Linked DNA regions of Homo sapiens: all the other regions are linked to region 1. Evidence: chromatin loops called from intact Hi-C (ENCODE). Cell type or tissue: IMR-90. All regions are shown on one strand. Region 1 overlaps SDCCAG8 (SHH signaling and ciliogenesis regulator SDCCAG8). Region 2 overlaps CEP170 (centrosomal protein 170). Region 3 has its middle 21 kb from the start of MAP1LC3C. Region 4 overlaps PLD5 (phospholipase D family member 5).

What was found. A loop is a pair of places that touch in the nucleus more often than their neighbours do. Peaks named below come from ENCODE experiments on the same cell type or tissue, not always from the same donor. Only the 100,000 strongest peaks of a DNase experiment are listed, where the experiment ranks them.
Region 2: it touches region 1 in a loop (3-fold over the local background); 3 of 110 quality-filtered maps call a loop at or near these places.
Region 3: a loop joins it to region 1, with 19 times the contacts of the local background. A loop is called at or near these places in 15 of 110 quality-filtered maps.
Region 4: it touches region 1 in a loop (30-fold over the local background); 76 of 110 quality-filtered maps call a loop at or near these places.

Annotation. Positions count from the first base shown.
Region 1 is chr1:243,321,343-243,329,342 of GRCh38, reverse strand. The region is part of intron 9 of SDCCAG8 (SHH signaling and ciliogenesis regulator SDCCAG8); the gene reads right to left. Among named protein-coding and RNA genes, the nearest start is that of MIR4677, 21 kb to the left of the region's middle. In IMR-90, a CTCF peak has its summit at 3,838 (motif pointing right); a DNase peak (open chromatin) is centred at 3,832; H3K27ac peaks cover 210 bases.
Region 2 is chr1:243,140,721-243,148,720 of GRCh38, reverse strand. CEP170 (centrosomal protein 170) reads left to right here. Exons shown (of 20, transcript NM_014812.3): 15 at 6,258-6,405. Among named protein-coding and RNA genes, the nearest start is that of LINC01347, 43 kb to the right of the region's middle. In IMR-90, no CTCF peak of the experiment used is centred here; no DNase peak of the experiment used is centred here.
Region 3 is chr1:242,016,487-242,024,486 of GRCh38, reverse strand. It overlaps the pseudogene RNU6-1139P. Among named protein-coding and RNA genes, the nearest start is that of MAP1LC3C, 21 kb to the right of the region's middle. In IMR-90, CTCF peaks have their summits at 4,459 (motif pointing left) and 6,662 (motif pointing right); no DNase peak of the experiment used is centred here.
Region 4 is chr1:242,450,481-242,458,480 of GRCh38, reverse strand. The region is part of intron 1 of PLD5 (phospholipase D family member 5); the gene reads left to right. Among named protein-coding and RNA genes, the nearest start is that of PLD5, 70 kb to the left of the region's middle. In IMR-90, a CTCF peak has its summit at 3,533 (motif pointing left); no DNase peak of the experiment used is centred here.

The sequences.
Region 1 (8,000 bases):
AGTTTCTTTTGGTCTCTTCTGAAAAGTTTCTATGCTCCCAGGCATAAAATATAAAGGTAAAATTCAGTTGTCTCAGATTAACTAATAAACAAATACAATGAGTAAAAAGTGATTCTTCTAGGGAATTAGTCCCAAGTCAAAATTCCAGCCGAGAATGCCTGGAAAAGGAAATTTTAAATTAGATATTAAAATAAATGAAAAGGCATACTTTTTCTATAATTTAAGCCCTTGGAGCTTGAAATATGAATGAGTTACTTTTGTGATTCAAAATGTAATTGCTCTTGTGAAAAATATTTCACATGAATTGAGTAAATGTTCATAACTCTCCCTGATATCATGAATGCTACTGGTATGAATAGACAAAACGCTTACTTAATATAAACCAATATATCCAATCAGAAAGTTTTCAACTGAACAAAAACTCAGGAGTCATCATCATTAAGTATAGGAACAGCAGAAGAGACTGAAGATCTAAAACCAGGCTACCATGAAAGGCACCTACAGAATCAATTCAAAGAACTCAGTCAACTAAAGAACAAGCAACAGTAAATAATCCTGGCAGGATAAGAGGTGTAATGCCAAGATAGGATGATACAGTGAAAAGCACAAAGTGAGAAGCTGTAAAATCATGTAAACAAAACCACTGCTGAGGCCTTGGTTTTGTGGATGGTCTTCTCTCTATTAGGAATGGCCACCACCAATGGCTGATGATGAGTAATGGGCAACAAAACACTGAATAAAAATATTAGGTTAAAAACTGGTTATTGGCTGGGCGTGGTGGCTCACGCCTGTAATCCCAGCACTTTGGAAGGCTGAGGCGGGTGGATTGCTTGAGGTCAGGAGGTTGAGACCAGCCAGGCCAACATGGTGAAACCCCGTCCTACTAAAATATGAAAATTAGCTGAGCCAGGTGGTGCGTGCCTGTAATCCCAGCTACTAGGGAGGCTGAGGCAGGAGAATCGCTTAAACCCAGGAGGCGGAGGTTGCAGTGAGCCAAGATGGTGCCACTGCACTCCAGCCTGGGCAACAGAGTGTGACTCCGTCCCCAAAAAACACACAAAACAAACAAACAAACAAAAAACTGGTTACTGATGTCTCTTAGCGTGTAACCAACAATTCCATATTATCAAATAGCTTCTAAGGCCGGGCACAGTGGCTCATGTCTTTAATCCCAGCACTTTGGGAGGCTGAGGCAGGCGGATCACGAGGTCAGGAGATCGAGACCATCCTGGCTAACACGGTGAAACTCTGTCTCTACTAAAAACACAAAAAATTAGCCGGGTGTGGCGGCGGGCACCTGTAGTCCCAGCTACTCAGGAGGCTGAGGCAGGAGAATGGCGTGAACCCGGGAGGCGGAGCTTGCAGTGAGCTGAGATCGCACCACTGCACTACAGCCTGGGCGACAGAGCGAGACTCCATCTCAAAAACAAACAAACAAAACAAACAAACAAACAAAAATAGCTTTTACTTTTATTTGCTTTGATTTTAACGTATATGTCCGGTCACAGTGAAGAAAACAGAAAAGCGTAGTAACACTTGGAATCAGAAAAATGATTTATTCTTTCTAAAGATAACTCTCTCACACTGGACCGCACATACTAAAAGATTTGGGTCTAGTAAACAATTATTTATACACTATCTCCATTAAAGCTCTCTCTTAATTCTAGAGTTTCTTCTCCTAGTTTCAGAATCCCTGTCGATTGAGTACCCCTATAACCATTCAGTAAAGACATAATAACTGACTTCTCAAAGGCTAGGTCAGTAAACAATCAACTATCATCAAATGATTATAATTTTAATTTCTACAAAATTATAAATTATAATTTTAATTTCTACAAAATTATAAATTATAATTTTAATTTCTACAAAATTATAATTATAATTTTAATTTCTACAAAATTATAAATTATAATTTTAACTTCTATAAAATTATAAATTTCTATAAAATTATAAATTATAATTTTAATTTCTATAAAATTATAATTATAATTTTAATTTCTATAAAATTATAATTATAATTTTAATTTCTATAAAATTATAAATTATAATTTTAATTTCTATAAAATTATAAATTATAATTTTATAGTAACTGAATGCTATAAACAGGCAATTACCATTAAATGATAGATCTTTATAGGTGACAAAGTTAATTTGGGGCCTGCGGCTGTTATTTCTCTCAGTAGTTCCCAAGTCCTGGCTTCTCTCCCTTTCCCTGAACACGGCCCTTTCCTTGGTGGAAATGGCTGTAGGTCTTGAGAAGTTGGGGAATTATACATTCCCCCCACCCAGCAGACTCATTCCTGAAGGTACCTTTTCTTTTCTGGGAAATTTCTTTAGCTGTGGTCATTCTGTGTTGACATATTAACACTTTTTTTCAAACACAGTTTATTGGACTTGATATTCCCAGTCCTGGTTTTATTAAGCCAAAGGGTAGGCACTACTATCTTAGGCAGTCAAAATATTTTCGAAAACAAAATTTATATCTAGTCAACTAAAATTTTAAAACAGGAAACCTATTGTAGATCATATAAAAGTCCTTCCCAACTGCTAGGGTTAGTTTTCAAGAAATCTTTGTGACAGAATAATTCATAACTAAGGAATTAAGATCTTATGAAAAATATACAGCTCACACCTTTGAACATAAACTTTAAAGCTTACAAACATTTTTATTTTTATGAATAAAGCCCACAAAATTAAAAAGATTAACACATTTCAAACATCTAACTTATGAATAATGCAAACTATTGATTTTAATTTATAAACCCTTGCTAACCAGAAATTTATCAGTCTATCCCTATGTACCATTTTTCAAGATATTTACACTTCTTTTGGGACAGATAATGTGCAAATCAAGAAGCGTTATTTTCTATCCTTGTGACTATAACCAAATAGTCAATGCTTTTCTGATTTTATTTTTAATCCAGGTTTCTAATTCCTGCCTTTCTGACTCCCTGTAATCCAAGAAACAGAATAATTTGGATATTTGAAAAGGGAGAAAAAGTCTTTGTAAATATTTGTTCAACCTACCAGGCTGCTGTTTTAAAAACTAATCTTCAGAATATCACATGTAACCCATAAATATGTACAATTATTATGTATACATAATAATTAACTTTTTTAAAAAGTTCACACCACTTACCCACAAAGATATATGGCAGGATAGGTCTTAGCAAATTGGAAATACATACTTTGTTCAAGTTGTTATGAGTAAAAAAGAAAATTTTTTTTTTCCTTAGAGGGTTATATCATTACAGATATGCTTATGGTAACTTCATGCCACAGCCTGTGCCTTCAGGCCTTTACACATACCTCTCAACAATTTCCCTTCCAACACAAGCAGGCAGGCCTAAGGCCTGGTTAACCTTTTCATCTGCTTCGTGTAGCTTTTTATCAAGGTGTGACTGCACAAGCCTCTACTTTTTCTCTCCATTTAGTCCCAGGTGAATTCTTTTCCTCTTTTAAAATTATCACCAATTGAAATAACTTCCATTTTCAAACAAAAATATTTATTGAGCACCTACTAGGTGCCAGATACTTTGCTAAGTGGTATACATGGATTATTTAACCCTCTCAATACATTTTAATTGGTTCTTATCACTCAATTGAAGAAACTGGTACTTTGAGACATTCAGTAACTTGCCCAAATCAGAGACCTAGAAAGTGGTGAGAGTAGGGAGTTTATCCAAGGTAGTTCCACACAAGAATGTTTGCATGGCATTATATACTTCTCAAGTTATATATTTATTTTCTTATAAAATCCTCAGGCATTTTCACTGCCACAAAGAATGTAAATATATAATTCCTTCTATTTAGCATGTGATACCCAAATGCCACACTAGATGGCAACAAACGTCAAGGAACTAAACCAAGTAACCATTTCATCACTCAGTAATATAAGTAGTTGGGTTTTAAATTAAAATATGTATACCACCTGGCTTTTTAATGCACTTAGAAAGCAAAAATTCTAGTGTGTTTCAACATACCTTCTAGATAAAAAGTACTAGACTTGCAATACATTTTGTCCTTGCATTCATTATTACTAATTTACTGAAAATGCTATAGATTCCTAATGAACAATAGTGTTGCTTGCTCTCAGTTATTAAATTTTTTAAAAAATTAATTACAAATTTCACATTAATAATAATTGACTTCCACTGAACAAACATTTATTGTTAATTAAGACGTAAATGGTCATGTGTGAAATACAATGATAGATGTCACAGACCTGATTTCAAGGTCTTCTGGTGGAGAAAACTGTGTAAACAACTACCAAAATTATACACCACATCAACAGGAATACAGAGGAAAAAGAAGTTAATTCAAACAAGAAGGGGCTGGGGAAAACTTCAGGAAGACTGCCACTTGAGTTGAGCCTCATAGATTGAACAGATACTTCATAGATTATTACAAGGCAGAAAAATACAGCATGTGCAAATCAATGAAAATGGCCAACTGCAGGTCATGTTCTGGAAACAGTGAAGGTGACATGAAAGAGTAGAGTGAAAGAGAAGACTAGCAAAGTTAGAATGGGGCCAGATTTGTCTTTTATTCTACTGCAAGAGGGGAGCTACCTAAACAGGGAGATTTATAACTCAGGAACTATAAATGTTATGAGAGCACTGTGAAAAGTATGCTGGAATTAGATGAAATTTGAGGGAAACCAATTAGAAAGCTATTGTAATTGTCTGCATACTTGGTATAAGAATACGTGAAGTATACCACTGGACACGGTGGCTCACACCTGTAATCCCAGCACTTTGCGGGGCTAAGGAGGGAGAATCAGCTGAGCTCAGGAGTGCAAGGCTGTAGTGAGATATGACCGCACCACTGAGCCTGGGTGACAGAGTGAGGCCCTGTCTCTGAAAAAAAAAAAAAAAAAAAAAGCATGTGAAGATGTGAAGCCTTGAACCAGGGCAGTGGTATAAGAATGAAAAGGTAGGCATAGTTAAATAGAAATTTGACTCTGAAGAGAGAGAGAAAGACCTTGGGAACTGATGGAATGTCAAGAGCAAGCATAGGGAAGAACCGAGATGTTTTAAAGAATGCAAGCCAGGACTGCGGTGAAGATGGTGATGCCTTTGTTTGAAGACGATCATAGAGAAAATGGTAGAAAGAAAAGGAGTGGTAGATGGGAAGGCGGAGCCAATGAACGGTTTGGTTGTGTAGAGTTTCAGACGCCAGCAGTGTATCATCCATAAAAAAAGATCTAGTAGCAGCAAAACACGTAGGGCTGGGGCTCAGGAGAGCAGTTAAAGCTAAAGGCATAATGTGGGTGTATTCACTGGTAATATTTGGCCACGTGAGGAGAAATGAATCCCAGGAAGTCAAGGCAACATGGGAGGAGGGCTGGGAACTAACTCTGAGGAACGTCCACACTTAAGACTTGTGGAAACCAAGAAACAAGTTAAAAGAGACTTAAGAGTAGACAAGAATGGTACAATGTGGACCCATGAGAGTAACATATCAGCTAAATCAAGGGAAAGAGATGGTATGTTATGATAGGCCAGTTAACAGGGTTCCAAATCTATAGAGTTTAAGTCCAATGAGGATTGAGATGAGGTCACTGGGTTTGGTAATCAGGAAGTGACCAGTGATCATGAAGCGAGCACTTCAGTAACATAAAATCAGGCTACAGTTTGTTCAAAGCCTGGCTGCGATGCACTCAGAAGTGAAAGGAAAGCTACCAGGGTGGACAACTGTTGTGAGATGTCTGCCAGTGAAATGAGGAATGGACGGTAATAAACGAAGTGAAAGATGATCACAGGAAAGCTGCTTTTTGTTTACTTAAACAAAGGCTGTGGGCAGGATGAGGGGGAAAAACAGTGGAGAGAAAAGGATAAAGGATGCAAGAAAAATGTGATGACATAGAAGTGGGAGACATCAAAAACGGGGAGAAAGATGTTCATCTTGGGAAATAAGAGGGCCAGAAAAGAAAGGAGAAATAAGGAGAGGAGACATTCGAGGGATGAGAAGATGCTGAGGAGGCTCTTGTCAGTTGGTCCTAATCTTAGTAAAGTGAGAAGTAGGTCATCCGAAGAAAGTGACGTGCCAGCAGTGGAGTTGGAAAAGTGAGGAAAGTGGAGTTCCTGACTAGAGTATATAAGGTCTTCAACTGCAGAGAAAAGAATTGTTCAACAGTACCTACAACCACTGAAGGTGACTAGTATTACTCTTCAGTGGAACTCATTAAGTGGCTTTTTTTTTTTTTTAAGATGGAGTCTCACTCTGCTGCCAGGCTGGAGTGCAGTGGCGTGATCTCAGCTCACTGCAACCTCTGCCTCCCGGGTTCAAGCAATTCTCCTGCCTCAGCCTCCCGAGTAGCTGGGACTACAGGCGCACACCACCATGCCCAGTTAATTTTTGTATTTTTAGTAGAGACGGGGTCTCACCACATTGGCCAGGATGGTCTCAATCTCTTGACCTCGTGATCTGCCTGCCTCAGCCTCCCAAAGTGCTGAGATTACAGGCGTGAGCCACTGCGCCCGGCTATTAAGTGGCTTTGTTAAATGACTTCCTTTAGCAATGCTTGGGAGGCTTGAACTAGCTATTAAAAAAAAAAAAAAGTGTGATTGGGCCTAATTTTCACTGGGTACTTTTGCTGGCAAAGTAGGTAAGCTGGAAAGATAAGAATAAAGGCACTGTAGAGTGCTAGTGAGAACTGAGTTGCAATTTCCTTCCTCAGTGGATATTTACTGAGTACCTATTTATTATGTGTTGAGATCTACGCAAGATGCTACGGATTTAACAGTGATCAGGGTGGAGAAATTCCGTAACACCAGAGATTTTGTAACCAAGGGACTAGTGCAGACTGATTAACCATTGTTTAAGTTGTTACAGATAGCACTGAGCCAAAATTGCAAGTCATGTAGTCCAGGCATGTGCAATGGGAAAAAGCTTTAACCTCCTAATTGTTTTTACTTTATTTTTAATTTTTGTTGAGTACATAGTAGATGCATATATTTCTGGGGTACATGAGAGGTTTAACCTCCTCATTGTGATTACCACCACCCTGGCAGACTGGCTGCACTGGTATCACCTGGGGCTACTTAGAAACACCTCTGAAACCAATCTTCCTGATCTTGCCGCAGAACGAGGAGACAGATTTGAGTGTGGCCTCTTGCCTCCTTGCCAGTCAACTTGCAATAAAGCCTTTTCTTTTCTTAAAAGCCAGTGCCGTAGCATTGGCTTCTATGTGCATAGGGAAGCAAGCCCTTGGCTTGGTGACAATTTTAAAGTTTAACAGAGATTTCTCAAAGAACTTAATATAGAGCTACCATTCAACACAGCAATCCCATTCCTGGGTATATACCCCAAGGGATATATATCATTATACCAAAAAGATACATCAACTCAAATGTTCATCACTGCATTATTCACAATAGCAAAGACATAGAGGCCGGGCATGGTGGCTCACGCCAGTAATCCCGGCACTTTGGGAGGCGGAGGCGGGTGGATCACTTGAGGTCAGGAGTTCAATACCAGCCTGGCCAACATGGCAAAACGCTGTCTTTACTAAAAACACAAAAATTAGCCAGGCGTGATGGTGCACACCTGTAATCCCAGCTACTCGGGAGGCTGAGACAGAAGAATCACTTGAATCTGGAGGCGGAGGTTACAGTGAACCAAGATCACACCACTGCACTCCAGCTTGGGCAACAGAACAAGATTCTATCTCAAAAAAAAAGACATGGAATCAACTTAGGTGCCCATAAATGGCAGATTGGATAAAGAAAATGTGGTACATATACACCAGGGAATGTATACATCCATAAAAAAGAATGAAATCATGTGCTTTGCAGCAACATAGATGTAGCTGGAAGACATAATCCTAAGCAAAGTAATGCAGTAACAGGAAACCAAACACCATATGCTCTCATTTATAAATGGGAGCTAAACATTGTGTACACATGGACATAAGCGTGGCAGCAACAGACACTGCAGACAACTTGGGGGAGGAGAGAGGGGGGCATGGGCTGGAAAAGTACCTATGGGGCACTATG
Region 2 (8,000 bases), 180 kb after region 1:
AAATATATGAGTTAATCAATACATGAATTAAACTTTGAGCCTCTTGCCTGGACTTCTTATTCTTTATTGTACTGTGAGATCATGGAATCATTCATAACTATTGCTTTGTAAATACTAAATAAATTTTTAAAATTATGTTATTTTATTTTGAGACAGAGTCTCACTGTCACCCAGGCTGAAGTGTAGTGGCGCGATCTCAGCTCACTGCAACCTCTGCCTCCCAGGTTCAAGCAATTCTTGTGCCTCAGCGTCCTGAGTAGCTGGGATTACGGGTGTACACCACCATGCCTTGCTAATTTTTTTTGTATTTTTAGTAGAGATGGGGTTTCACCATGTTGGCCAGGCTGGTCTCAAACTCCTGAGCTCAGGTGATCCGCCCACCTCGGCCTCCCAAAGTGCTAGGATTACAGGCATGAGCCACCGCGCCCAGCTGATACTGATACCAAATAAATTTTGTTGAATAAATGATGCCTAGAGTCTTCCCAAATTTGTCTATGTCTCCTTTGTTTTTTGTTGTTGTTGTTTTGTTGGATTTTTTTTGAGACAGAGTCTCACATTCTGTTGCCCAGGCTGGAGTATAGTGGCATGATCTCGGCTCACTGCAACCTCCACCTCCCAAGTTCAAAGGATTCTCCTGCCTCAGCCTCCCGAGTAGCTGGGACTACAGGCGCATGCCACCATGCCTGGCTAATTTTTTGTAAAAGTAGAGACAGGGTTTCACCATGTTGGCCAGACTATTCTTGAACTCCTGACCTCAAGTGATCCACCTGCCTCAGCCTCCCAAAGTGCTGAGATTACAGGCGTGAGCCACTGTGCCCAGCCTCTTTTGTTTTTTAAAAGATACCTAGCTCGTTATCAGTAGGCCCTGAATAGTTTAAATGCTTAAGATTCCAAATTGAAAATTTTTAAGTCAAACTCTAAAAATTTTTACGTAGAAGTTCCTTGTCTTAGCCCCATTTTTACCTAGCTACAGTTAATTTTTTTGGGAAAAAAATTAGGATGTGAGAAATTGTATTTCTGTTTTATCATAATAGCATTATTCACTGTATAAGATACAGTCATCCAGTAATGAAACATTTCAAGGATCCATATATGGAAGTCAGTATTGCTTGTTTATATTCACACCTGCATATGTTGATTTCATTATACAATATTTTACCTCATTTTGAAAGTCATGGTTTAAGATACAGAACTCATGTGAATCACATTTCTAGGAAACCTTAAGTGAATTTCTTAAGATCTGCTTGAGCTGTTTACAGTGGTAACACATCTGTATGAAAGGCATGTCAAGAAGAACTGAAGATGAGATGTGGCTTCACAACAAGCCAAAGGCTGTATTAAAATTATGTGCTGTCTAATAAAAAAGAAAGAAGATATCCAGTTAAGTGGCAGAATAGCATAAATGTGGTTATGTTCATTGCTTTTAACAGCTGAGAAAAATAATCTTGAATAATGGGCCAAAACCAGGAAAAGGCTTCAGGGGAAAATGTAGTTACAAGTATTTACAAGGCATGTACATTTTTTAAAATTATAGCCTTATCACATTAAAGCCACATCTGGGTACTTTTTTATATACTAATAAAAATACTGTATTTTTATTTGTAGGCAGTGTAGTAATAAGAATACTGTCTTTTATTTGGAGATAGCATTTCCAAGTATGTATTTGACTTTGCTAAGCATTCATGCTTCGTAGCCAATGATACTGAGCATTCCATCTGGAGTGCCTCTAGATGGGGGATTCACAATTGGTCTTTACTGGTTAGGGGGGATTCACAATTGGTCTTTACTGGTTAGGGGGGATTCACAATTGGTCTTCACTGGTTAGGGAACATCTAGAACTTTTTGCTCATGCACAAAGTAAAAACCTTACATGTGCTGTTATATAAGTCCCGTTGGTGCCTGCATTCGTGTACTTTTTAACTTGACTTCTTACCGCCTCTGTGTGCTAGTATAGGGTCTCTTACAAGTGTACTTTTTCCTGCATTGTATAAGCAATGAGAATTTTAAATGAAGTGAAGTTAATTTGCTAATATCTCGGGTTTTTTTTTTTTTTTCTTCCCATGCCTTGTAAACCTTGAACCACTATACTTGTTCTATTTGAGGTGCAGGGGAGAGCATGAGTGAGTAATCACTTAGAAGGAAAAATACAAGCTAAACCAAATACTTAATGAAACAAAATTTGTTTTTACCCATGGAAATAAAAAACATTTTTTAGCCACATGCTTATGAATTTTTACTTTATACCTGCCTTTGAAATTTTGGGGCCTGATACAGGATCCTTGACTCTTTAAAAATAATATGGCTCTTCATTATTTGGCTGACTGGCTTTTATACCATTAGAAGGAATTGGGAAGGAGAGGGGTCGCTAATCTCTTCTGCGTTCTTCGCGAATCTCATTCCCGTGACCTCTGTTCAGATTAAAAGTCTCCCTGGTGCATCCTATTATAAATCATACTTTTTTATGAATCGCTGACCATATTTGTCACCATTGGGGAGGCAAATAAACCTAAAACACAGAGCCTGTGTTCCAAACGAGTTCATAATTTATACAAGGATTAAAAGCTAATTCATATCATTCTTACACCTTTACATCCTCACAGCTTAGCTCCCACTTACAAGTGAGAACATGTGGTGTTTGATTTTCCATTCCTGAATTACTTCACTTAGAATAATTGACGTTAGACTTTTTTTTCCTTATATTTTCTTTTTCCAGTTTTCCTGAGTACCTTTCATTTGATATCCCCTCTTTCCTCTTACAAAACTTTTTTTGCTTACTAAACTCTTCTAGATAGTGTGGAAACCATGAGCTTTTCTGGAATGACCCTTAAATGTCTCTCCTTAAACTCATTTTACATTTTAACACTTCTGGTCATTTACAAACTAGACTAAATTATTTCTTGAAAGCTGAGTCATTACAGTTATGATCTCTTAGCCCATGTTAAAGTAACAGGAGGTTTGACTTGCGGTCATAAGCTTTGGTTTTAGGATTCTAAAGCTAGTATACTTCATTAATAGCCCACCAGTTGCTTTTTTCCAGTAATATCAAAGGAAACTTAATTCCAGAGGTTCATGTGTGTATCCTCTGGAAAGTTTTACATGTAAAAACGTTTGAAAATGAATGTGCTATCAAAAAATAGGGCAAATTTTTGGCTGGGCGTAGTGGCTCACGCCTGTAATCCCAGCTCTTTGGGAGACCAAGGCGGGCGGATCACAAGGTCAAGAGATCGAGACCATCCTGGCCAACATGGTGAAACCTCATTGCTACTAAAAATACCAAAATTAGCCGGGCGTGGTGGTGCACGCCTGTAATCCTGGCTACTCGGTAGTCTGAGGCAGGAGAATCACTTGAATCCAGGAGGCAGAGGTTGCAGTGAGCTGAGATTGCACCACTGCACTCCAACCTGGCAACAGAGTGAGAGTCCACCTCAAAAAATAATAATAAGGCAAATTTTTAAATAGCTAATTTAAAACAATGTTTTGTTGGCAGTTTAAATCAATGAAGTCTGATAGTTTGTTTCTACTATAGTTGTAATAATATATAATCTTGCAAAGATTGTGTGTTTAATTGGGTATACACATAACTAGAACTCTAATTTTTAATATATCCTTTAATCTTCCAATATACCCAAATGTACAATTATTTTTTCCAGTATACAACCCTTCAGTGAAAAAAAAGTGTTATGACTGAGATAATTTACATAGGAAAATTATAAACTTTATGACTTAAAGTACATTTCTCATGTTATCTCACCATTTTTTCTTAAGTAATGCATACTTATTTCTACAGAATTGTTGAAATTGAGTCAGTGGTTCTGACACTTGGGAAAACATAAAGACTAGGACTAATGCTAGAGAACTGAACCCTTCTGTTTTGTTCCTTCAGCACTATTTTCTTATCCATATTTTGTAATAAAATGGAATTAAATGTGAAAATATCTATTAGGTTTTCAAATCAACAATATATGTTGTATATACGTTAAGAATTGCTCATTTTAATACATATTTTACTATATCACATGTGGAGATTGCTGTTGTCCATGTTTTTTCTAATTAATTTATACTGTTTTCCACAAATATTAGAAACTTCATTGTACAGATCGTCTGCATAAAAAATCCTTAATGAAAAATAGAGTTTTGGATACAATGATGCTTATCTGTATTTTATCTCATTAAGCTTGGTTATTCTGTTTCTTATTCTAGTTCATTTATTTTGGGGAATTGCAAGGATTTGCTATATTATATAAGGGAACACTTTAAACACATTTCAAAAGAATCACATCAACAGTTAATATGTTTTAAAAAATTATATATGGAGCAATCATGTGAGATGTAGCATGACATAGTGAAAAGATCTAGTTATGGCACTTAACTATGTGTGACCTTGGCCAAAAAAATGGTCGCATGTCTTCTCCTGTGCCTCATTTTCCTCATCTGTAGAACAAGATGATTAATACTTCTCTTACAGAGTGGTTGTGGGAATTAAATGAGTTGAGGACTATGAAGCTGCTTTATAATGTACTCATCATATTATAATGGTGCCTTCTGTGTATTCTAAGCTTCATGGGGACAAGGACCCTGTCTGCTTCTTCATTGCTGTAGTCTTTAGGACTTAGCACAGTGCCTGGCACATCATAAGCAATCAGTAAATATTTGTTGGTGTTTTTCCTGCCTCTTTGTGTTGATAAATAAATGAGGAATTAACTGACGTTTTTACAAAGTTTATATATTGACCATAAATTGGTTCTGTTGGTCCATAAACTTCAACTTAGTTCCCTTTTTAAATCTAAATTTTTATGTAATTACTAATGTGCTTGAAAGTCTTTCAAACTCACATTTTGCATAAGTTTAAAAAATGTTACTTTAAGCCAGGCATGTGTCTGTAATCTTAGCTATTTGGGAGGCTGAGTCGGAGGATTGCTTGAACTCAGGAGTTCGAGACCAGCCTGGGCAATATAACCAGACCTCCTAGGCTCTTTTTTTTTTTTTTCTTTTTAAGTTACTTTGTATTTCCTTTGGATTTTGAAGTTGCAGAAACTTTCATATATACTTTTAATAATATTCTGTCATTCCAAAACCTTCCCTGTGGAAATAGCCACATCGAGTTTATGGGCAGTAGATGCAGCTTGGAAAACGTTAATGTCTTATTGAAATGAAATGTTTCTCAAAAAACAAGAATATCAGTGGTAGGTTTTGTAAGTTTGTCCCTCTTAAAAAAAACTCTAAAAGAAAAATCTCTATTTTCACCTTTGATTATCACAGGTAACAGTTATTTAGTTCTTCAGTCCATGTAGGTAAAAATGCAAATGGCTTTATGGAAATGAGTACTAAAGCTTGGATCCAGTCCTGCCTTAGCTACATCTAAAGGTGTGATCATGAGCAAGCCATTCAGGTTCTCTGAGATTGTGATAAAGTCAGATGAATCCTACCTCAAAAGAACTTTGTGGGCCTCAAGTGACATAACATGTACTAGAAAGTGCTGTGCATAGTGTAAAGTGCTCTACGAAAGAGTGCAGGGTTCTTAATTTCTTGGTACTGTAGACCCCTTTGCCCATTTTGTGAAGCTTGTAGGGCCCTTCTCAGGTGTAAACATAAAAGAATTACAAAGAAATCCAATTATATTGAAATTCAGTTATCAAAATATTTGAAAGTAAGAGTAATTTATGGTTCTTTATTAACATTAAATAAAATGTTATTATTGTGTGTTTAATGACTTCAGTAGTTTTGAAGCAGTGATGACCATAAATGATGTTTAAATATACCCGTAGCAACTGTAATGTGATCTCTATTGATGACAAAAATCACCAGTATTGCTAATACCACTGTGATTTGTTGCCTGTATTTATAATTGAAAGAAATGCTAAGCGTCACTTAGAGGTTAGTGAATACATTGTAATTGTTTTTTCTCATTTAAGTTCATGAACTGCTTGAATTCTATCCATTATTCCCCAAGTTTAAGACCCCTGTGATGTATTAATGCTAGTCATTAACACAGTGTGTGTTAAGGGCATAGCTCTACTCAAGGGCTTTTAAAGTACATTTTTCAAGGTGATATCTTGTAGGTTATTTGGAGTTTAGTTTCATTAATCTTAATTTTGGAATTAAGGTTTAAGACTGATTATCAAAATAGTTAATAGTTAATTTGGGGTACAAATATTTAATTAGATATACAACTTACATGACTGATTATCTCATAAATGATTGTTTTTAGAGCTGTTTATTTAAAAGGGATTAAACTTCTTTTCTAAAATTATTACCAGGATCAGCCAAGATCTTGCTCTCATTGCTCGGGAGATCAACGATGTAGCAGGAGAGATAGATTCAGTGACTTCATCAGGCACTGCCCCTAGTACCACAGTAAGCACTGCTGCCACCACCCCTGGCTCTGCCATAGACACTAGAGAAGAGGTAGGAGATCTTCATGGAGAAATGCATAAGGTTCTTTCTTTTCTTTATTTCTTTTGCTTTTAGCTTTTTGCTTAGTTTATTTCAGTTATGTCCACCCTCCCTGTTTGCATGAAGCTCTGCATTTTCCAACTTTGCTTTAACAGTTTATTTTATGTTTTTGTAACAAAACTAGTGAAGGCTAACATTTGGTCTACTATTAACACGAAGCTGGAAAATTCTTTAGAAACAGCATTTTGCCTGCTAATTCTTGGTCCATAGCTTCACTTGAAACATGAATATAAATGGTATTTTGAAAAGCAACCCAAAATTTGATAAATGATGGTATAAAGTTTCTATAAAGTTTGACTATGAAAATGCTCCAATTAAAAATATTTTTATCACTAGTTAACTAGAAGATACTCTGATAACAAAGAGAAAAATCCTACAGTTTCACTGCTTTAATAATTCTGTTGATAAATACAAACACATACACATAAAGATATTTTGAAAAATTGAAATACATATGTAATATACACACATATAAATACATATTCAGAACATTTTCATAAAGTCTGGAATGCAAGTTACCATGTATAGACTATTACCCATCCAATATCAGGGCCTCTTACAGTATAACTCCAGGAGGCACCATTTGCATAACATTGCTCCAGACAGCACCTTTAACATGTAATACAAAATTAATGGTACTCTTTGGCCATGTTGGCTGCTTTGATTTGGGGCAGAAATGTAAGCAAAGGATTGGCATTTAAAAGAATGAACTTCTGTGTTTGGAGGTTGGCAAACTGGCCTTGCTGCCAGTTTTAATACAGACCAAAGAACTAGGAATGGTTTTTACATTTTTGAATGGCAGGAAAAAACATCTAAAGAATACTAATTCGCAACATGAAAATTACATGAAATTCAAATTTTGGTATTCATAAATAAAGTTTTATTAGAACACAGCCACACTTATTTAACTATCATCTATGGCTGTTTCTTTGCTACAGGGGCAGAACTGAGTAGTTGAGACAGAGATTGTATGGCTGCAAAGCCTGAGGTTTTATTATCTGTCTCTTTATAAATAAAAGTTTGCCAGCCCCTGGTATTGATTATTCTGCTTCTTCAATTTTACAAGATAATCCTAAATAGTAGGCAAAAATGGCTAGCCTTTTTGACAAATTTAATTGTGGTAAACTGTGCTAATAATATTTTCTTCATTTGCTTTTTGTCACATTCTTTAATCTGATTCTTTAATGGTCACTTTTTTGTTTGTTTTCCTTCAATGTGTTGTTTAACTTAATAAATGATACTTCATCAATCTGTGTAGAGTTTTGTTACCACATTGATCAAATGTAACTGTAAATGAAATCATCCTTATTGATGAAAACCTTAAGGATCGTCCTGGTGGCAAGACATACACAATTCTTCTGGTACATTTAAAATGTTGAAGATATTATTTTCTCAGCTTTCTAACTAAATTTTACCTAACATGATTATACATTCACTCAGACCCAGTAAAATTACTTAAACATTTCATTGAATAAACTTTATTTTCTTTTTGTTTTATTTCAGAATATTGTACTAGGTTGAGTCCCTCTTCAGTAAACCCGAGTTAC
Region 3 (8,000 bases), 1.3 Mb after region 1:
AAGGCAGGGCTCCCCAAGACTTTAAGGAGCTTTGGGAAGTCCACTCAACTGAGAAATGAGGGAGAAGGGAGTTAAAGGAAATAAACTACATTTATTTACTATTTTATTTTTTATTATAGTCAGGTGCAGTGGCTTACACCTGTAATCCAACACTTTAGGAGGCCAAGGTGAGAGGATCGCTTGGGGCCAGGAGTTCAAGACCAGCTAGTCAACATAGCGAGACCCTGTCTCTACAAAAAGAAAAATTTTTTTAAAAATTAGCTGAGCATGGTGGTGAGTGTCTATAGTCCCTGCTACTCACGAACCTGAGGCAGAAGATTGCTTGAGCCCAAAAGTTTAAGGTTGCAGTGAGCTCTGATTGCACCACTGCACTCCAGCCTGGGCAGTAGAGCAAGACCCTGTCTCAAAAAAAGGAAAAGAAAATGCTATCACGTGCTCTCTTTGGCAGCACATATACTAAAATTGGAACGATACAGAGAAGATTAGTATGGCCCCACACAAGGATGACATGCAAATTCATGAAGCGTTATTCCTCAGAGAGCTAAAAGCAGAACTACCATCGACCCAGCAATCCCATTACTGGGTATATACCCAGAAGAATATAAGTCATTGTACCATAAAGACACGTGCATGCAAATGTTCACTGCAGCACTGTTCACAGCAGCAAAGACATGGAATCAACGTAAATGTCCATTAATGGCAGATGGATAAAGAAAATGTGGTGGCTGGGTACGGTGGCTCACGCCTGTAATTCCAGCACTTTAGGAGGCCGAGGCGGGCAGATCACCTGAGGTCAAGAGTTCGAGACCAGCCTGACCAACATGGAGAAACCCTGTCTCTACTAAAAAATACAAAATTAGCCAGGCCTGGTGGAACATACCTGTAATCCCAGCTACTCGGGAGGCTGAGGCAGAAGAATCGCTTGAACCCGGGAAGTGGAGATTGCTGTGAGCCAAGATCATGCCATTGCACTCCAGCCTGGGCACCAAGGGTGAAACTCCATCTCAAAAAAAAAAAAGAAAAGAAAAATGTGGTACAGATACACCATGGAATACTAGGCAGCCATTGAAAAGAATGAGATCATGTCTTTTGTGGAAATGTGGATGGAGCTGGTGGCTATTATCCTCAGCAAACTAGCGAAGAAACAGAAAACCAAATACTGCATGTTCTAGCTTATAAGTGGAGACTAAATGATAAGAACTTGTGAACAAACACAAAGAAGGAAACAATAGACATGGGGGTCTACTTGAGGGTGGAGAGTGGGAGGAGAGAGAGGAGCAGAAAAGATGACTATTGGGTACTGGGCTTAATCCCTGGATGATGAAAGAGTCTGTAGAACAACCTCCATGACACTCGTTTACCTATGCAACAAACCTTCACATGCACCCCCAAACCTAAAAATTAAAAAGAAATGTGGCTGAGCGCAGTGGCTCATGCCTGCAATCCTAGCACTTTGGGAGGCCGAGGCAGATGGATCACCTGAGGTCAGGAGTTCGAGACCAGCCTGGCCAACATGGAGAAACCCCGTCTCTACTAAAAATACAAAAATTAGCCAGGCGTGGTGGTGCACGCCTGTAATCCCAGCTGCTTGGGAGGCTGAGGCAGGAGAATCGCTTGAACCTGGAGGGGCGGAGGTTGTAGTGAGCCAAGATCACACCATTGCACTCCAGCCTGGGCAACAAGAGGGAAACTCCGTCTCAAAAAAACAAAAAAACAAAAAGAATGTAAAAACAGACGATATACCAAAAATAAAATGGCAAAAAAAAGAAATCGCTATCACAATCACCATGTATCTCCCACTGGCTAACCCTGTATTTGACATTTATTTGAGCAAAGTGCTGGAGAATGGAGATACAGTGAAGAGCAAGAAATGAAATTAACTGTAACAAGTGGTTATAAGAACTTAAAATCTTTTGTGTTTAACTTAGGTAGCTATGGTAGGCAGAATAATGGCCCCCAAAGATGTTCACATCCTAATCCCCAAAACTTGTCAATATGTTACATTATGTAGCAAGGGGGAGCTGGGGTCCTAGATGGAATTAGGAATGCTAATCTGGCCAGGCCTGGTAGCTCATGCTTGTAATTCCAGAATTTGGAAGGCTGAGGCAGGAGGATCACTGGAGCCCAGAGTTCGAGACCAGCCTGGGCAACATAGTGAGACCCCATCTCTAAAAATTAAAATAGGCTGGGTGCGGTGGCTCATGCCTGTAATCCCAGCACTTTGGGAGGCTGAGGCAGGTGGATCATAAGGTCAGGAGTTCCAGACCAGCCAGGTCAATAAGGTAAAACCCCGTCTCTACTAAAAGTACAAAAATTAGCCAGGCATGGTGGCAGGTGCCTGTAGTCCCAGCTACTTGGGAGGCTGAGGCAGGAGAATCGCTTGAACCTGGGAGGCGGAGGTTGCAGTGGGCCAAGATCACGCCACTGCACTCCAGCCTGGGTGACAGAGTGAGCCTCTGTCTCAATAAATAAAAAAATCAATGAGTGAATAAATAAAACAAAATAGAGGAATGCTAATCTGCTGACCTTAAAATAGGGAAATGATCCTGGATTATCTGGCTGTGCCTAATGTAATCACAAGGATTCTTAAATGACGAAGAATCATGAGAGTCAGCGAAGGGAATGAGGCCACAGAAGCAGAAGTCAGAGGCTGGAGTGATATGATTGCTGGTCTTGAAGATGAAAAGAGGCCACAAGCCAAGGAATGCAGACAGCCTCTGGAAACTGGAGATGACAAGAAAACAGACTTTCCAGCTGGGCGTGGTGGCTCACGCCTGTAATCCCAGCACTTTGGGAGGCCAAGGTGGGCAGATCACGAGGTCAGGAGTTCGAGACCAGCCTGACCAAAATGGTGAAACCCCGTCTCTACTAAAAATACAAAAACTAGCTGTGTGTGGTGGTACGCACCTGTAATCCCAGCTACTTAGGAGGCTGAGGCAGGAGAATCACTTGAACCTAGGACGCAGAGGTTGCAGTGAGCCAAGATCGTGCCACTGCCCTCCAGCCTGGGCGACAGAGTGAGACTCTGTCTCAAAAAAAAAGAAAAGAAAACAGACTTTCCCCTAGAGCCTCCCGAAGGGGCATAGCCCCACTGACACCTTGATTTTAGCCTGGTGGGGCTCATTGAGACTTCTGATCTCCGGAACTGTAAGAGAATGTGTGTTGTCTCAAGCTGCTAATTTGGGGTGATTTGTTACAGCAGCCATAGGACAATAGCACAGTGGGAGGTCGTGGAAATCTGCCATCAGGCAGTGACTCTTGAACTGAAATCTGATGGAATAGGAGGGAAGGGTCTGACACATTTCGCAGGTAAGGTTGGCACAGCTTGGCCGGGCACGGTGGCTCACACCTGTAATCCCAGCACTTTGGGAGGCCAAGGTGGGCAGATCACGAGATCAGGAGATGGAGACCATCCTGGCTAACACGGTGAAACCCCGTCTCTACTAAAAATACAAAAAATTAGCCGGGCACCGCCGTGGCTGGCACCTGTAGTCCCAGCTACTCGGGAGGCTGAGGCAGGAGAATGGCGTGAACCCGGGAGGCAGAGCTTGCAGTGAGCCGGGATTGCGCCACTGCACTCCAGCCTGGGCAACAGCGAGACTCCGTCTCAAAAAAAAAAAAAAAAAAAAAAAAAAGGTTGGCACAGCTGGAGGAGGCATGTCCTAGGAGAGAGGTGGGTGAGCTCTGTAGGTTTCCAAGCAGGCAGGGCCAGGTAGGCCACATTCAGTATATTGGTCCTCCTTTTTTTTTTTTTTCTAGAGACGGAGTCTTGTTGTGTTGCCCAGGCTGGTCTTGAAATCCTGGCCTCAAGTGATCCTCCTGCCTCAGCCTCCCACAGTGCCGTGATTACAGGAATGAGCTAGCACACCTGGACAATGCTTCTAAAAGCAACAGAGGCTGGGCATGGTGACACACACCTGTAATCCCAGCTACTCAGGAGAGTGAGGCAGGAGAGCCCAGGAATTCGAGATCAGTCTGGGCAACATAGCAAGACCTTATCTCAAAAAAAATTATTTTAATTTAAAAACAAAAGCAATGGGAATCCACTGAAGGACTTAATTTCGAGGATGGCATCAGCAAAATTTTGCTTAATAAAATCGTTAATTTCAGATTAATCCCTACCTCACTACACCTAATTTATCTCACACAGTTCTCAGAATGCAAATTAATATTAACCATAGACAATTAAAAAGGCAAACAGACTGGGAAAATGTCACATGATAAATTCCTAAGTCAACTACAAATTATTTGCACGTTATCCCCAGACATTGTCTCCTCCCATAAAAATGAGTAATTAAAAGTTGACACTAACACCAAGAAAAGTCTGGTTGATACTTTGTTTCAAATGGTTGAGATTAATGAATACAGTAACACAAGATTTGCTTTCATATTAAAATCGAGGTGAAATTTGGAACAACATAGGCCAGGAATTTTCTGTTGACCATCAAGTGTGGTGTGACATCTAGTGGCCAAATTACCAACTTTATTTCTTCCTTCCTGGCTTGATTTAAACATACTAGATACAATGTACCTTGAGGCCAATAAACATTGAGAAACCACTATGTGTTAAAAGTTAAATTGACTGTAGGGAGAGTCAAGTGAAAAATGTGTTGCCTCTGATTCTCTTGGAGCTTGCAGACTCAGTAGAAGGTGGAAAGACAAATATTTAGATATTCTTTTTTTTTTTTTTTTTTTTTAAGAGTCTCGCTCTGTCGCCCAGACTGGAGTGCAGTGTCACGATCTCGGCTCACTGCAACCTCCGCCTCCCAGGTTCACACCATTCTCCTGCCTGTACTAGCTGGGACTACAGGCTCCCACCACCATGCCCGACTAATTTTTTGTATTTTTAGTAGAGACGGGGTTTCACCGTGTTAGCCAGGATGATCTGATCTCTTGACCTTGGATCCACCCGCCTCAGCCTCCCAAAGTGCTGGGTTTTACAGGCGTGAGCCACTGCGCCCGGCCTCGTATTTAGATATTCTAATAGTGGGCAGATGATTGCAGTACTTGCTACGACTCTTTTTCCACCTTCTAGCAGGTGTTAGGCAACCAAATGGAAATGAGGGAGCCCTGGGCTGAAGATACAGATTTGAGATCCGTTAGTGAGCAGGTTACTGTTGAGACTTGAGTGTGGAGGATACACAGGAACGCTTAGCACTGTGACTGATACAGAACAGTTTCTCAACAAATATTCGCTACCATGAAAAAGCATCCAATCAAAAGTGTCAAATGCTGTGATTGCAAGAGGAGGACCCATGGGAGAGTTCCAAGTACTACTTGTATGGAAACGCCTGGGCTTGATAAAACAATAGTGTTAAACCGCAGATGCTAGCCAATACACATTGCATTACAGCTGAATTATGTAAACTTTTGGTGTTTCTAATATTCTAAATTGGGTGCCTTTGTGGAAATTGCTCATCTTCTCGGAGGTACCTGCCTAACTGGTTGAAAGACAAGAACACCACCACCTCTCAGAAATGCCGTGCAGATCAACTGAGACAATGTGTCAAGAACATTTGTAAGAGACCGGGCACAGTGGCTCATGCCTGTAATCCCAACAATTTGGGAGGCTGAAGGGGGCAGATCACTTGAAGTCAGGAGTTCAAGACCAGCCTAACCAACAGTGGCGAAACCTCGTCTCCACTGAAAACACAAAACAATTAGCCAGGTGTGGTGGCGCACGCCTGTAATCCCAGCTAATCAGGAGGCTGAGGTGGGAGGATCACTTGAACCCTGGAAGTGGAGGTTGCAGTGAGCCAAGATTATACCACTGCACTCAAAAAAAAAGGAGAAAGATTTTTAAGCCATAAACTACTATACTCACATGAAGTGTCTGTATTAAGTGAGCAGCCATGAGACTTATTGCACATAAAGGAAATGCTTAAATACATCAAATCATAACCCAAAATGAGGCTACACAGGAAAATCATCTCATTCAAATGTATCAACTTATCAAAAATGGCTTTTTAAACTCTTGTCAATTTTGAGTATTTCTTGCTGAATTTTTAATATATTTTGTAAGTTCAGGCCGGGTGCAGTGGCTCATGCCTATAATCCCAGCACTTTGGGAGGCCTAGTCAGGCAGATCACCTGCGGTCAGGAGTTCGAGACCAGGCTGGCCAACATGGTGAAACCTTGTTTCTACTAAAAATACAAAAAAAAAAAAATTAGCCAGGCATGGTGGCACATGCCTGTAATCTCAGCTACTCGGGAGGCTGACACAGAACAATCACTTGAACCCAGGAGGCAGAGGTTGCAGTGAGCTGAGACTACGCCACTGCACTCCAGCATGGGCGACAAAAAAAAAAAAAAAAAAAAAAAAGTTTGTGTTCTGGAAAAAATAGAAATAATATTTCAAATATTTTAAAAGAAATAAGAACTATCTAGAATTAATTCTATCACATGGAATACCAAATTTTAGGCTGGGAAATGTAATGGAAGTGTTTTATTTCATAACAGAATTTTTGCTTCGAATTTTTACCAATTTGGGGAGAAATTTTTTAAAGCATTAACTTTAACGTTTAGAATTTCATCTTCAGTAACTGAGAATGGAACATTCATGTCAATGCTGTTAAAACCACAGTCAGGAAATTTGTTCAATGTGATCATTTGTCACTTGGTCAATTTGCAGAGTTGGCTCTATTTGCAGTAACTCGATGTAGCCAACATGAGGAACAGCAGAGGGCAACAAAGAGTCAGTAGCCGGGTGGAGGGCGGGGGCACATTTTACCCATTGTGCGTATGTCCAAGCAGCAGTTTGGTCTTCGTGTACCTCAGTAGTAGTTTATTTTATTTATTTTATTTTATTTTATTTTATTTTATTTTATTTTATTTTATTTTATTATTTTATTTTATTTTTGGTAAGCGCATGGCCCCATCACATTTGAAGATAATTCAAATTTTTATTTTTTAAGTGTTTTTGTTTGTTTGTTTTATGACACAAAGTCTCACTCTGTCACCCAGGCTGGAGTGCAGTGCTGCGATCTCGGCTCACTGCAACCTCCGCCTCCTGGGTTCAAGCGATTCTCCTGCCTCAGCCTCCCAAGTAGCTGGGACTACAGGCGCCCGCCACCACGCCCGGCTAATTTTTTGTGTTTTTAGTAGAGATGGGGTTTCACCGTGTTAGCCAGGATGGTCTCGATCTCCTGACCTTATTATCTGCCCACCTTGGCCTCCCAAAGAGCTGGGATTACAGGCGTGAACCACCGTGCCTGGCCTATAATTCAAATTTTTAGTCTAATATATCAGTCCAGGCTGGGCACGGTGGCTCATGCCTATAATCCCAGCACTTTGGGAGGCCCAAATGGGTAGATCACCTGAGGTCAGGAGTTTGAGACCAGCCTGGCCAATATGGTGAAACCCTGTCTCTACTAAAAATACAAAAATTAGCCAGGCATGGTGGCACGTGCCTGTAGTCCCAGCTACTTGGGAGGCTGAGACAGGAGAATTGCTTGAACCAGGGAAGTGGAAATTGCAGTAAATCAAGATCGCACCACTGCACTCCAGCCTGGCAGGCAGAGCACTCTGTCTAAATATATATCCAAAGTAGATTGTGTTAGTAATTTTATTCACCAAAACACCAAAAATCCATATACCAAAGCCAAGACTTTAAAGAGAGAGATTTAAAGGTGGTCTGGCCACCCTTGGATGGTTTTAAGTACATGCTATTCCATGATTTGAATCATTCTGTAATACTCTCCACCCAGGAGAGGAACATTCCCAGCTGTGTAGCTGTGTTCTTGGCTTAAACAGAGCTTCTGAAGCTTGGAAACAAATAACCCAGTTGATGCACAATTGAGAACATAAACAGAGAAGAAATGATCCACTCATACCTTCCCAATGAGGGAAGAGGCTGTATCAAGCACATCTTTGCATATTGCACAATTCTCACTAATTGTTGGTTGAGAGTAAGCCAAATCCATTCATATTTACTGAGCCCATGAGCACATTCAAAGTTAAATATAAATGCACCTGGCAATGCCATAACTACAGAAGATATT
Region 4 (8,000 bases), 870 kb after region 1:
TTGGAGGGGCAACCCCTGCCCCTTTCCACTTAAGAGGAAAAAAGGAGTTAAATGTACAATATAATAGGGGAGGGTTGTCACTACTTTTTTGATAAGTAATATTATAGAGAAAATGTTGGCAATCTTTGTGACCTTGAGAGCAATCATTAGTAATATGACCTTTGGGAGCCAAATCAACAATGGTGTAGTGAGAAGAATTAAATAACACAGTTCCTTCTGAGCTAACACAATCTTTCCATATTAATTTGTCAGCATTTGAAGACAAGTTGAGAGGACATGCAGGTCCTAAAGGCTTATATTGGAATGTGTGAATATAATCAGTGATTCCTGTTTTGATTTGCCTCAGAGGTTTTAATGAGAGCCCCGATACCATGTGTCCTAAAGGAGGGACAGAGTGACCAGACAGTAGTGTGACAGCCCAAGTTTGAATATCTAATGAGAGACATCCATTAGTGGGTCCCAGGCACAAAGGTCGATACCTAAAACCTAAAGTGATATTGAAAGGGGTTCCTTCTTCTGAAGGTTGGTCAGGACAACGATCATCTACAGAACCAGGCATCCAAATACTGTCATTAACATAGACCTCGATAGGAGCGTCCATCCCTGTCATGGCTTGAATAAGAGGAGGAAAAGGAATATAGGCCCAATATGTATAGTTTTTAACAGTCTGTGGAGTGACAGAGGGTAGAAGGATCAGTGTAACCAGGAGGAGGCAGAGGTTGAGCCGGACCTGGATCGCTGGAGACAAGTTGTTCAGGATGTCTGACTGGATTGTCTGTTGTAAAGGAGTTAGCGTGGTCATTTTCTTCTTTTTGATGATTGGGTGTGTTAGTTGTTTCTTGCTGTGGTGCTTTTTCAGCAAATTTCTCTGTCTTGTTGTTGCATGCATTTTCAGGACACAATTTTAGGTGTCTAGCAGGAATCCAAACAGGAGATTGACGTTCACCTGGGGAAACACAAGCATAACCTCTTCCCCACGTTAAAATAGAAACTTTTGACCATATATTAGATCTTTCCACCATACTTCTCTTCCTCGGTTTACTGTAGGATGGTTACCAAAGAAATGTTTTTCGGCAGCAGTAACAGAACTAGATTTAGGAATATTAAGAAAATTTAACGTGAGCAATGCCAGTTTAGTTGTATGTGAGGGGTAGACAACTCCTTATCCCCCTCTTTTTGTTTAAGTAATTGTAATTTTGAAGTTCTCTTACTTCTTTCTACAATAGCTTGGGCTTGTGGGCTCTAAGGAATACCAGTAATATGTTTAATATGCCACTGATCAAGCAAATTTTTAAAAGCTTTACTACAATAGGCTGGACCATTGTCTGTTTCGAGTTCACTAGGAATTCCCATCACCACAAAACATGAAAACATATGTTTTTTAACATGAGACGTGGCTTCTCCGGTTTGACAGGGAGCCCAGAGACCCCCTGGATAAGTGGATGATGGAATTTATTTAGAGAAACAGAATAAGCGAGAGTGTTCTCGGCAGCTTTTGTCATGTTTTATCATAGAGATTTTCCTTTTTGCAAAGCTAGAGACATTCTTGTTTTCCCATTCAACTGCGCATATGGAAGGAATTAGGAAATAGTGTTACGGACGCAGTGTCGGGCGGGGATTTTGGTAACCTGAAGAGCACTCACTCCTTCTGAAAAGAAAGCTGCTTCTGGACTCCAGGTCTGTGTTCCAGCGTGGAAATGCAGTCTCACAGGGGCCAGATCTTCTGATGTTTCAAAAGAAATCAGAAAACTAGATTTTAATGAAGTCCTCCCCACCTTTTGTTCACAACACAGCAGAAGCCAATATTCATCCCTCAGGTGGCCAGTTTGCAGTCTCTGATATAGACCATCACCAAACAAATGATACCTTTTATAATGCCTAATATCAATCATGGACAGCTCACACAGTAATTCTAAATATGCAAACTTGCTTGCTGACTTGCGCACTCAGCCTGCAGGTGTTTCAGTCACTTTAAATCTAAACAGATTTTATTTTCTTTTTAGAGTTCTTTAGGGCAGCACTGTCCAGTAGAAAGTTCTGCAATGATGGGCATGTTCTAAATGTGTGCCTTTCAGTCCAGTCGCCACCAGCCACATGGGACTCTTGAGCATTCGAGATGTGGCTAGTGTGACTAAGGAACTGGATCTTAAATTTTATTTAATCTGAATTAATTAAAACTTTGTAAATCGTCACCTGTAGCCAGTGGCTAGCAAGCCTTATCTGAAGGTCTCTACCATTCTCATCCCCTCAGAAACCCAGCTCAGAGTCACTGAATGGAACCAAACTAATGCATGCTTTTGATTGCAAGGCGGAGTAAGGAGGGGAGGGAACAGATCCACTCCAACCTTGGTTGGGGTCAGGAGAAAATTCCATGTACCTAAATATATGAAGCTTATAAATCAAGCTGACACACTCTTAAATAAAATATGTTCCCATCCTTCTACCTGTGAAGTATTTCTTTGTAATGTCCTGGAAGGACAGGTTCAAATTTAGAATTCCTGGACTCCTAGGTCTCTGCCCTGGGGCACAGTGGCATGGGGGGAGCTGGCCCTTCTGTCCCCACCCCGGCTCTATCCCGCACCACAACTGGTGTAGCACACCTGCCTGGACAGAGTGGAACTTTACATAACTGCGGTTCAAGGACCATCTTTGGGACACTTCTGTTGATCAGATCTCTTTTCTCCCTCATGGCTGTAGCTGCATTTGACTTTAAGACACCTTACACAGCCTTGTAGAAATGCCATATAAAGTGAGCTCCTGTATTGATTTGGGCATGAAGCTCCCTTCTGGGACAAGTGCTATGTCTGATTGATGCCTTCTGGGAGTCCATATAAGCGCCTACTTCATTGCCTACAAATTGAAGGATAATCACTTTTCTAAACAGGCTTGCACTGAATTCTTCAGAGGCAAATTAGAACTGAACCTGGCTGCTGCCTTTAAGGTGTGTAAGACCTGAAACAAGGAATGGGTACAGGTGTGACTTTGGTCAAAGGTTAATAAGGAGATTTCACTTCATTAAGCTGCTTGTTTCACCATCACTAAATCTCTTTGGCAACCTGCCTCAGAAGACTTCTTACTTGGGACGGTCCTTTATGTCAAAAAAATTGGGGCGTAGAAGATAAATTACAGGTTGCTTTTAATTCAGGTATAAATCAATCCAGTGAGCTCCATGTGATGAAAGTCATTAGTTAAAAAATCAAGTATCTTAATGCTTAGAATTTGCATCTGGATTATCTTCATCTAAATAAAGCCTTTCAAATGATTTGCAAATTCTGGCATTAAAATAGGTAAAAGAGAATAAACATAACAGTCACACTCCATGCACACATAGATGTATGTGAAAAACTTGAGCAGTTTGAGTTGGAGGGCAGCTTCTGAAGCTTATTTTGAACAACTGATTGATCACATTCGTTTCTGCTGGGAGGCATTTACGCCCGTATTTTTAACAGGTGATTAAAAAGTCATTTCTCCACTTGGAGAAAAAGCTGGAGAACTATACCCTGATTGTGCTGGGGCTCCCTCCTGTGGTAAAAAAGAAGAACAGGCACATACATAATTCCTGACAGCTGAAGAAAAGAAATAGATGGTCCCAGGGATAGAACCGGAAAGGGTAAACTGTGACGATCTGCAAAGATTCAGGGCATCCGGTCAGCTCTCTCTGTAATTCAGGCTTGTCTGGGAAACAAACTTCAAGCTTTCTGTTAGATATGTTAGACCCTGGAACACACTCTGATCTACAATGGCTGCTACCCTACTTAAGGGCACTCACATTTTACCACTCTCTCCTTAATTTCCTTTCTATTACAGCCACTTTTCAGCGTTAGAAACTCTTTTATGATTTCGTAGTTCATAATACCTTAATAGAAATTAATGTAAACATTTTACAGATGAAATATGTTTTCCCCTGTGTCTCTTTTCATATATGCAAATGCTTAGCAATCTTGGGTGGTTTTAGAAAGTGATGGTTTCTTTTTCTCAGTGCCTTGACCTCATTTTTTTCTTTTTTTTTCCTCTGCCAACATCAATTTAAGTCTATTGAAACAGAAACCTTTGAAACAGTATTAGAAGCTGAAAGCCATCCCTACATGCTTTATGACTGTTAGACTGAGTGGGTTTGCTTGAGATTAAATTTGCCTTTTTTTTTTTTTTGACACGGAGTCTTGCTGTGTTGCCCAGGCTAGAGTGCAATGCATGATCTCGGCTCACTGCAGCCTCTGCCTCCCAGGTTCAAGCGATTCTCCTGCCTCAGCTTCTCGAGTAGCTGGGATTACAGGTGACCGCCACCACACCTGGCGAATATTTTTGTACTTTTAGTAGAGACAGGGGTCTCACCATGCTGACCAGGCTGGTCTCAAACTCCTGACCTCAAGTGATCTGCCCACCTTGGCCTCCCAAAGTGCTGAGATTACAGGCATGAGCCACCGCAGCCAGCCTGAAGTTAAATTTGAAAGTATCATCTTGTCCATGTGACTCTTTTAAAGGGTCTCTAATCACCAGCGCACGTTGAGCTCTCCTAGCCCTGCTGCCTGAATTAGCTGCAACTGTGAGGCTGAGAAGGAGTGGGTGAGGCTAAACATATCCAATGGCCAGGCAAAAATACATAGGTAGTACAGGAAGATAGGACTAGGGGTTAAAACTGGTGTTGGGAGAGACAAAGAAAGATAAGCAGTTCACAACACTTTTCTTGTTTCTTTTATGAGAGAGGGGTGGACAGGTGTCATTCTGCAGCTATGGGATAAGTAGGAGCCTATGTCTCTGCATTTTCTCTAAATTCTATCCTAAAGGGGAGCCCTACATTGTGATAGTAGGGAGTGGGTGTCGCAGTGGCCATAGGGAGCTTCCAATCTCTAGGGACTACCTTTTTGGAATGGCAGGTACACTTTTCGTGAATGCAGGATGAGCATTTGAAAATTTTGAACAGGCAAATAATGAATACACTGTGTAGGGAGGTAATGATGTCTTGTTGGGCTTCTCAAAAACATTTCAAAGATCTTCTAAGGGTACAATAAAAATTTCATTAAAAAGATAAAATGCATTTGCTCATAAGAAAACACTAAATGAAATAGGTATTACTTATATGCATTTTGTCTTAGCCTATTTAGGCTGCTATAACAAAATGACCATAAACTAGGTAGCTTACAAACAAAGAAACTTATTTCTCCCGATTCTGGAGGCTGGAAAGTCCCAGATCAAGTCACTGGCAGATTTGATGCCTGGAGGACCTGCTTCCTGGTTCCTAGATGGTGCCTTCTCCCTGTGTCCTCACCTGGGGGAAGGGCAAGCAATCTCCCTTAGTCATGTTTGATAAAAGTACTAATCCCGTTCATGAGGGCTCCTCTCTCTTGATCTTGTCACCTTCTAAAAACACCACCTCCTAACACCATCGAGCTGGGGATTAGGTTTCAACATACGAATGTGGAGGGGGCCACAAACATTCTGACAATCGTGAAATTTGTAAAGGGATTTCTTTTTCCTTTGTCTTTTTCCTTTCACCTTTCCATGTTCAGAAGAGTGGGAATAGCCTTCCGCTGAGCATTTTACCTGCTTGGTCTCAGACTTTTCACTGTTGTACCTGGATTTTTAGTTGTTAGGGGTGTGTGGGAAGATAGGACCTAGGGGGTGCAGAGGAAAGGACTGGCTTTCCGGATGTCCACATCAGGGGTGGGGGGCAGGGTCTGGTTCGGCCACCCAGGCTGGTGTGCAGTGGCGCAATCTCAGCTCAGTGCAACCTCTGCCTCCTGGGCTCAAGCCATCTGCCCATCTCAGCCTCCTGAGTAACTGGGACTGCAGACACACGCCATTACACAAAGCTAATTTTTTTATTTTTTGTAGAGATGGAGTTTCACCGTGTTGCCTAGGCTGGTCTGGAACTCCTGGGCTCAAGCGATCCACCCGCCTCAGCTTCCTAAAGTGCTAGGATTATAGGCGTGAGTCATCGTGCCCAGCCTGGATGTCCACGTTTTTTAATGAAGGTATACGAACTACTATTTTATAGAAAAGTCCAAGTTTTTTCCTGCTTCTCACTCTCCAGAACTTCCTAACTTTCTTGCTGATGGTTTGTGAGGCCAGGTATCAGTGAGGTGATTGTAATTCAGTGTGTTCTGACAAGATCAAGCTGAAAAGTGTAACAATTTTGATAATAAAAGTGCCAAACAATTTTTCATATCACTAGAATCCTGGTTGACTCAACAGGCAGATGATTATTCAGAAATCCTTCCTCCTAGTCCCTTGTTGTTTCCACTAGGTTAACTTATTTGAAAAAAAAAAGTCCAAAATGCCAGTACACTGTATGAACATTTTTCATTGCCGAAAAAGCACTGATTCTACATCTGCTTAGATTTGTGCAGGGCCCTGACACAGACATAAGGATGGTGCGCCCCCGTGATTAATGTACTTCTAGCCTTCAGCTTGCCATTCAGCCCTGTTGGGAGGGTCAAGGGAGATGGCGCAGACATTGAGGACTGAGCCGAAGCCCCCGTGGGGACAACAATAAAAACCATCCCTGGAATGGAGTGTCTTGTGTGCAAAGGCCTGGAGGTATTGGTGAGCACGGTGACTTGAGGATACTGCAAGGAGTTCTTTGTGACTGAAGTATAAGGTACTAGCAGGAGCATGGTGGGAGAGGAAACTTTAAGGAGGTCTTTCATGAAGGACCTTAAATACCATGGAGAGTAGTCTCGGTTTTACCTTACAGCCAGTAGGTTGCCATTCAAGAATTTTAGACTGGGCGCGGTGGCTCAAGCCTGTAATCCTAGCACGATGGGAGGCTGAGGCAGGTGGATCACCTGAGCTCAGGAGTTCGAGACCAGCCTGGGCAACACGGTGAAGCCCTGTCTCTACGAAAATACAAAAAATTAGCCAGGCATGGCAGCGTGCACCTGTAATCCCAGCTGCTTGGGAGGCTGAGACAGGAGAATCACTCGACCCTGGGTGGCGGAAGTTGCACTGAGCCATGATCGTGTCATTGCACTCCAGCCTGGGCAACAAAGCAACACTCCTCTCAAAAAAAAAAAAAAAAAAAGAATTTGATACAGGAATAACATGTTTACAATCTGGCTAGATGGTAAGATACCTAAAAATAAACAATAAAATAACCAGTGGCATCCAAGAAGTGTCTGAAGACAATGTATGATTCAATGTTAAATGCTTAGGACAGTGTTGAGTGACAGTCATAGAGAAGATAAATTGCTGTAAGTTGAGGATGTCAGGGAACTCTTTCTGAAGGAGGAAAGAATAACGCTGCACCTTGCAGAACAGGTAGAAGAAAGGGAGACGCTTCATTGATGCTGCGGTAGGGGATTTCTTGTGCACAGATATAAGGCTAATGGAAAAAAGCAGACAATGCTTTTTTTCCTGGTCACACTGCAGTAGATGTTGCCGCCTCTTCCCATGAGAGGAGAAGGATAAGTGGGCATGGCCCAAGGTAGAGTCAAAACGATGTGGCTGAGTGTTTCTAGAGAAAGGACCTCAGGATGGGATGATGAACTGAGAATCCACGTTAGGCAATGTTGGCTTATTCCAGCTTGGGGACAGGTGTTAAACACTCCAGAGTTTCAGAGTATTCACTTACTGAATTCATGTAACCCCTTAAAGGGGTGTCTAGAACCTACTCAATGCAAGCATTGAGCTACATCTTGGCCAGATGTCTCTCATGTGGGCACCTAATTTGCCTGCCATATTGGCTTCTCTATCCTAAAAGACTTTTTCCAGAGGGTGTGAAAATGTGTGTGTTTTTCTGGGACTCTGTTGATTCACAGCTACTCCTTGATGCCATCGAGCCTGATAAATGCCATGGACTCTTCTAAGAAATCAGAACCCTAGGCCATCAGCACAAATTATATTCCTGGGGATGAATTTGCTCTAGAACAAGTATTTAGCTTTGCTGGAGGTTATTCCAGCCCTTTCTAGGCCTAACCATACAAGAAGATGTGAATTTTTCCTTTTTGATGAGAGGAAAAGCAGTAAAAAAAGGAACCCAACCCAAGCCTGGAACAAATCAG